Regions from separate parts of the Homo sapiens genome. Here region 1 is linked to region 2. The links are chromatin contacts, found by POLR2A ChIA-PET in ENCODE. All regions are on one chromosome and are shown on one strand. Each heading gives the region's core, a stretch centred on a gene start or an enhancer-like site at or near the end of the contact. The rest is flanking DNA. Distances are from core to core; before and after follow the strand shown. Region 1 holds the start of BRAP (BRCA1 associated protein). Region 2 overlaps ATP2A2 (ATPase sarcoplasmic/endoplasmic reticulum Ca2+ transporting 2).

The links. ChIA-PET counts read pairs that join two places held with the same protein, here RNA polymerase II (POLR2A).
Region 1: POLR2A ChIA-PET joins it to region 2 with 11 read pairs in BJ. The contact joins the promoter of BRAP here to the enhancer-like site in region 2. POLR2A ChIA-PET finds 5 or more read pairs at or near these places in 2 of 52 experiments (BJ and T-cell).

Annotation. Positions count from the first base shown.
Region 1 is chr12:111,684,133-111,687,457 of GRCh38, reverse strand. BRAP (BRCA1 associated protein) reads left to right here and starts at 1,502. Exons shown (of 12, transcript NM_006768.5): 1 at 1,502-1,747. The coding sequence starts at 1,666. ACAD10 (acyl-CoA dehydrogenase family member 10) reads right to left here and starts at 1,405. Exons shown (of 21, transcript NM_025247.6): 1 at 1,219-1,405. RefSeq lists a silencer at 1,630-1,729 and enhancers at 1,074-1,775, 1,776-2,477, 2,478-3,179.
Region 2 is chr12:110,315,126-110,318,683 of GRCh38, reverse strand. All of the region lies in intron 5 of ATP2A2 (ATPase sarcoplasmic/endoplasmic reticulum Ca2+ transporting 2), which reads right to left. Among named protein-coding and RNA genes, the nearest start is that of ATP2A2, 36 kb to the right of the region's middle. Within about 2 kb of position 1,788, at least 3 of the 41 ENCODE cell types and tissues checked have a DNase peak (open chromatin) inside an H3K27ac peak, as active enhancers do.

The DNA.
Region 1 (3,325 bases), core at 253-2,752, 1.4 Mb before region 2:
CCACCTGGGGAGAGGTGCTACTGACATCTAGTGGGTCAGGCCAGGGATGTTTCTAAACACTCTACAATGCTCAGGACACCCCGCCCCCTTGCCAAAAACAAAAAAGAATAATCAGGACCCAAAATGTTAATAGTGCAGAGTTGAGAAACCCTGATTTAAACAGGGCATATGGAAACGTATTTCATAGGATGTAGTCACAAGATCTATATACGCATGTATCTTGTGGTCATGTCATAGTCCAGATACACACACATCTAGAACGCACTATGTCCACACACACACACATCTAGAATGTACTATGTACTTACATATGTATCATTATACAATGTACCTAGAGTAGCATCCTGTCATGTATGTGTCCCATATGCATTGATTGTGTCAGTATCTACATACAAAAGCCACTCTGACATACTGGAAAGAATGCTGAGCCTCAGAAAAGCTAATGTTATCTCCATATACATAATTCCATTTCATCCTCACAACTGCATGAGGACATGATATCATGCCAACTTTATGCAATGACTATACTAGTTCAAGACTGCACAACTGCTGATGTAGGTCAACCTCATAGTACGGACAGGAACTGTGTTTATCTTATACGCCAACGTATCTCAAGCATCCCAAGGGTGTCTAGACTCTCAGTAAACATTTGTGAAGTGACAGGGTGGGGAGGAGGACCCCGGTCTAACTGCAGCACTATGCTCGTAACCAGCAGATCACCATCTTTTCTCTCTTTTTTTTGAGACGGAGTTTCGCTCTTGTTGCCCAGGCGGGAGTGCACTAGCACTATCTCGACTCACTGCAACCTCCGCCTCCCGGGTTCAAGCGATTCTCCTGTCTCAGCCTCCCAAGTAGCTTGGACTACAGACGCGCGCCACCAAGCCCGGCTAATTTTTTGTATGTTCAGTAGAGACGAGGTTTCACCATGTTGGCCAGGTTGGTCTCGAACTGCTGACCTGAGGTGATTCGCCCGCCTAAGCCTCTGGGCTGGGATTACAGGCGTGAGCCACCGCGCCCAGCCAGATCGCTATCTGAACAGCGATCGACTCTCCACTCTCTACGGCCCCTTAGAAGGAACTTCACCTCTCTGAGCCTCGTTGTACCTATCTGTAAAGTGGGACAGAAACAAAACCATCCAGACTAGGGTTAGAGACAGGAGTCAAACACAACAAAAGGGGCAAAGTTCTGCATAGCAGATAGCTCGGACAATTCGGAGACCTCGCGGAGCCAGGGATCCCGCGCCGTCAGCCGAGGTGGATTAGGACGAGGCCTCTGGAGCAAGCAGAGGTTAACTCGCGACTGTGCGAAAACCTGCAGCTCAGCCTAAGTGTGGCACCCCAGCGCAAGCAATCTCCACGACGTCCTTCCGCTCCGACCTCCTCAAAATTGCGTCCGGAAGAGCAGTGGGTGACCCCTGCCACGCCGCCCAATCGCTGTGCGCGGTCCTGCGCGCATGCGTAAACCGCAGGTCAGCGACGGCGGCCGGGAGGCGGAAGTGGAGGTTGTTGTGGCTCCGAGGGCTGTTCGAGGAGCTGCTGCTGCTGAGGCGGCGGCAACTGCATTGAGGTGGTGGCGGCGCTGCCGGCCCCGGGCCGCTCGGCCTCTCGGCTCGCCTTCCAGCCTCGCCTGAGCCCGCCGGGGCCCGCGCCGGCCAGCGCCTGCCCTATGAGTGTGTCACTGGTTGTTATCCGATTGGAGCTCGCGGAACACTCGCCTGTCCCCGCCGGCTTCGGCTTCAGCGCCGCGGGTGAGTCCCGCGGCCTCGCCGCATTCCCTGTAGCCGGGTCTGGGCCCGGAGGGCTTCCCTTCCCAAAGCACTGGCCCGGGAAAAGCCCGCGGCGAGGGCTGTTGCCCAGGAAGACACGGAGAGGTAATCGGGATCCCTCTCTTTCCCATCCGCCTTTGAGAGGCCTTCCCGTTTGTTATCTCAGGGAAGCCCTGCCCCGAACCTCCCTCCCTGTGCCGTCTGAGGGCATTTAGTTTATACCTGGCGCGTCTCCCTCTCGAGATAGTCGAGTGGTGTGTTTGTCTCACTTGCTTCCCTATGGGCTTCGTAAAGGCAGGGACTGGGTCCCCAGCAACGCTGGACGGTCCCTGGGTTAATTAAATTGTTCCCTTTTGGAACGATATCCATTGAAGTGCCCCCTAACCATAGTCATAACTAAAATTTGGACACTTCCTATATCCCAGCACTGTACTAAGCACCTTTTGTGTATTGTATTCTTTAATTATCTTTGCAACAGCCCTAAGAGGCAGATGGATGTGACATGTACCTCTTACACATTGGGAAACTGAAGCTTAGTGATTAATTGATTTGCCCAAGGTTATCTGTAATGGGTGAAACTGGGATTCTAACTCAGTGAGCTGGACTTGAGTCTGAGCTTTTTACACCATTAACACAAGTGAGGAAGCTCCTTAGTGGGGAATGCAGCTCTGGCTCTGTTCCTTGGTCCTCAGATAATTAACTAACATTCATTCAAGAAATACTTGGCCGGGCGCGGTGGCTCACGCCTGTAATCCTCACACTTTGGGAGGCCGAGGCGGGCGGGTCACCTGAGGTTGAGAGTTCAAGACCAGCCTGGCCAACATGGTGAAACCCTGTCTGTACTAAAAATACAAAAATTAGCTGGGCGTGGTGACAGGTGCCTGTAATCCCAGCTACTGGGGAGGCTGAGGCAGGAGAATCGCTTGAACCCGGGAGGTGGAGGTTGCGGTGAGCCAAGATTGTGGCACTGCACTCCAGCCTGGGCGACAAGAGATAAAGTCCATTTCAAAAAAAAAAACAAAAAAAAAACTTATGCTCATATCTGCTGGAGCCTTCCTTGTGTGCTGAATCAGACAGCGTCTCTGTTTTAATGGCACCAGCAGTATCATGGAGGAAACAGATGAATTAAATAAGTGCAGAATATGTGTAGAATTACAACTGTGGTAAGTGCTGTGAAGGAAAGGAGAAACAATTTGGGAAAGTATTACAAGAAGATGTGTTTGGTTTGGAGAGAGGGATGGGGGCAGGTAGGGATGGTGTCATTGGGAACTTCCTGAGGACGTGACCTTTGAAGCTGCAAATTAAAGATTGAATATGACTTTATAGCTTATGAGCACCTTTCCAAAGGCTAAAAGTGGCTTCTGAGTTCTGAGAGTCAGCTAAATTGATATTAGCCGCATATAGACATCTGCATGGGTCAGTCATGTAGTCATTTATTCATCAAACATTTAGAGGGCTTCCTCTGTGTGCTCGGCACTGTGGTATAAGGGCTGGGAATACAGTGGTGGGCAAAACAGGCCTTGTCCCTGCCCTGACAGAGCATGTATTAGGGATATTTCA
Region 2 (3,558 bases), core at 539-3,038:
TGGCCAAGATGATGAAACCCCATCTCTACTAAAAATACAAAAATTAGCCGGGTGTGGTGGTGGGTGCCTGCAATCCCAGCTACTTGGGAGGCTAAAGCAAGACTATCGCTTGAGCCTTGGAGGCGGAGGTTGCAGTGAGCCGAAGTTGCGCCACTCCAGCCTGGGTGAAAGGGCGAGACTCCATCTCAAAAACAAACCAACGAACCTGCCATATTCTAGTATTTTCTTAGCTAGAGGGACCATCACATCATCTTGACCAACCAATGTCCTCTTCATTTTATGCACAGGAACTCAGGCTAGGAAGTAAAAGTAGCCTTCTCTAAGGAAGCTCAATTAATGAAAACCTTTGTTTAACTTGCTGTGTGACTGTTACATTCCTTTTGTTGATATCAGAGTCAATTTAGGGTTGACTCTATTAGGAAAACAGGTTCTTAGAGTTAAAAGGTTCATGAAAGTAAAGGTCCACCGAATACTTTTCAAGTGAAGACACAACAATTTCCCTTTGTCTGGAGAGGCTTCTGTGAATTTCAGACAAAGGATTTTGTGCATGAAGAGCAGGCTAGGCTGTTCCGATGATCACATCCTGTAACATTTCCCTGGTGAGGCATGTCAATGCTCTTAGGGCAAGTGGTAGTGGAAAATTCTTACTCTTGCCAAAGGGATGCTCTGCAATTTTTTCTTCCAAATGTTTTTCTCTGACTCTTTGGGTGGAGGCAGGTACAATAAAAGAATAAACTCTGAATTACCTTCCATTTAACATCTGACACCTTTCAAATTCAGCTCTTGAAAATCCACAGCTCTTTAATTTGCTATTACAATAAAGATTTCCAATCAGAACAAAATCCTCACAGTATACTTGCACAAGAGTTCAAGTAAGAGTTCATTAAATTATCAGTTTGCCACGTTTTAGAACTCCATGCAAACGTTTATAAGCCATGATACTGAAACATTATTTGTACCACTTATGTCAAATATAAATACTGATGGTTAAAACTACCATTATTCAAGCCGGGCATGGTGGCTCACACCTGTAATCCCAGCACTTTGGGAGGCCAAGGCGGACGAAGCATTTGAGGTCAGGAGTTTGAGACCAGCCTGGCCAACATGGTGAAACTCCGTCTCTACTAAAAATATAAAAATTAGCCCGGCATGGTGGCGGGCGCCTATAATTGTAGCTACTTGGAGGCTGAGGTTGCAGTGAGCTGAGATTGCGCCACTGCACTCCAGCCTGGGTGACACAGTGAGACTCCATCTCAAAAAAAACCCAAACAAACCAAAAATCAGCATTATTTTTTTAAAAAATCCTTTTTATTAATCAATTGTATTATGCATTTTAAAAACCTAATTTATTGTGGCAAACACCAGTTATTAAAATCTTTTATAAGAAAAACACTATTTAAGACCAGAAATTACCTTCTAAATGCCACTGTTGTTTTTGAATCTAAATGGCTCCTAGGAAACACAAGGCATAACAGATTTATCTTAAACTACTTAAACATTTAACTGTGACTCAAAATTTTCACCGTGTTTCCAATTTGAGTCATAAATTTTGTAGTTTAGCAGAGACTGAATGAAATTCTTCATTTGAGAAGCTCTACTTGACTACTTTAAACTACTTCCAGGCCTCACGGTGAACAGGGAAGGAACATTACACAATACCCCATTATACTACTGTGGTTTGCTCCCAATCTGTTTCTTAGACAGTACTGTCTTTAAAATGGCAAACGTGATCTCCTCCTGTTTTAAAATCTTTCAACAGCTTCTTTGGCATCCCAACCCGGGCTTATAACAGCCTCCATGACCCAAGTGCTGTTTGCCTGTCACCCTCTCACCTCCCTCTGAGCATCACACACTATGCTCTTCAGTTCCTCTAACTTGTTTCTGGGCCTTCACATACCCTTTCTTCTCCCATAAATAGTAAGGCTTTCCTCTAACTCCCAGATTAGGCTGGCATCCCTCACTGTGTGCCCACAGAGCATCCTGTCCTTTCCTTACACTCGCATGGTCTTCATGAATCTTCCCCACTAAAACCAAAAGCTCCATAAAGGCAGAGTCACTCAGACATCACTGATTTCCTAGCCCTACCACTATACCTGGCACACAGTGGGTGTCAAATAAAATATCTGTCAATGAATAAAGCATTTGGCACACATATTTCCTTTAGTATACATGTAGCAAAAGACTTCTAATTACCAAGTTGAAGAACATCACGAAGCTAGAAACAATAAAAAATCAGGGTCCAAAGAGATAACAGCTTTGGTTAAGCTAAATGAGGTTCAATAATGGTAGTTGCTTAAATTCTACGTTTAGACTAAAACCAAAATAATCTATGCCAGTAAAAGTCTAGAAATTTAGGAATGGGGGGATGGGAAGAACACCTAAGAAAGACTGTAGTTTTAGCTGGTAGAGTAATTAAGACTGCCAAAGAAATTTCCATAGACTGTCAGAAGACAAAAAATGTCTAGAATGACAACCAGACTCCATTTACATAACTGCATTCAATCTGGGTACCAAAGAGAACTACCAAGATGGTAAAGCGTTTGAAACAAATGCTAAGACTAACTTGGAAATAAACATTTTATTTTATTTTACTTTTTGAGATGGAGACTAGCTTTGTTGCCCAGGCTGGAGTGCAGTGGCATGATCTCGGCTCACTGTAACCTCCACCTCCCAGGTTCAGGCGATTTTCCTGCCTCAGCCTCCCGAGTAGCTGGGATTACAGGTGCCCACCACCACACCAAGCTAATTTTGTTTGTTTGCTCTGTCACCCAGGCTGGAGCACAGTGGCGTGATCTCAGCTCACTGCAACCCCCGCCTCCTGGGTTCAAGCAATTCTCCTGCCTCCCTCCCAAATACCTGGGACTACAGGCGTGTGCCGATGCGGCCGGCTAAGTTTTGTATTTTTAGTAGAGATGGGGTTTCACCACGTTGGCCAGGCTGGTCTCGAACTCCCAACCTCAAGTGATCCACCCACCTAGGCCTCCCAAAGTGCTGGGATTACAGGCGTGAGCCACCGCACCCGGCCAAAAATAAAAATTTTAGGATACGCTATACTGCTAACATTTGACAGTCCTAGTACTGCCACAAACTGCCACATGCTCCTGGATAAGTTACAAACTCTGAGTTTTAGTCTTCTCATCCCCTAAAATAAGGTTTCATAAGCTCCCCTTCAGATCTAAACTGGTGATAAATCAGATTTCTATGTGGCTCCAAATTAAAAAAGCTAACATACACAACAGACAAAATATATTTTAGCTCATAAGGAATATTTTATAATGAACTGACTAAAAAAATGACACTGATCATTAAGCAAGTTTCCAGTTACTAGAGTTATGGGGGTAGAAAGGTAACCAATTCATTAGATGTTGCAAAGGCAACCATGCACTAAGCAATGTTAGAGTACTCCAGCCTACCTACCAACAGAGATTTTTATCACAAAAGAAAAATGCACGTTTAAAAGGTCAAACACCATTCTTCTTCCCCTCTTTCAACAGATATATATACAGTTAACAGTATATTGCCGGGCGCGATGGCTCACGCCTGTAATCCCAGCACTCT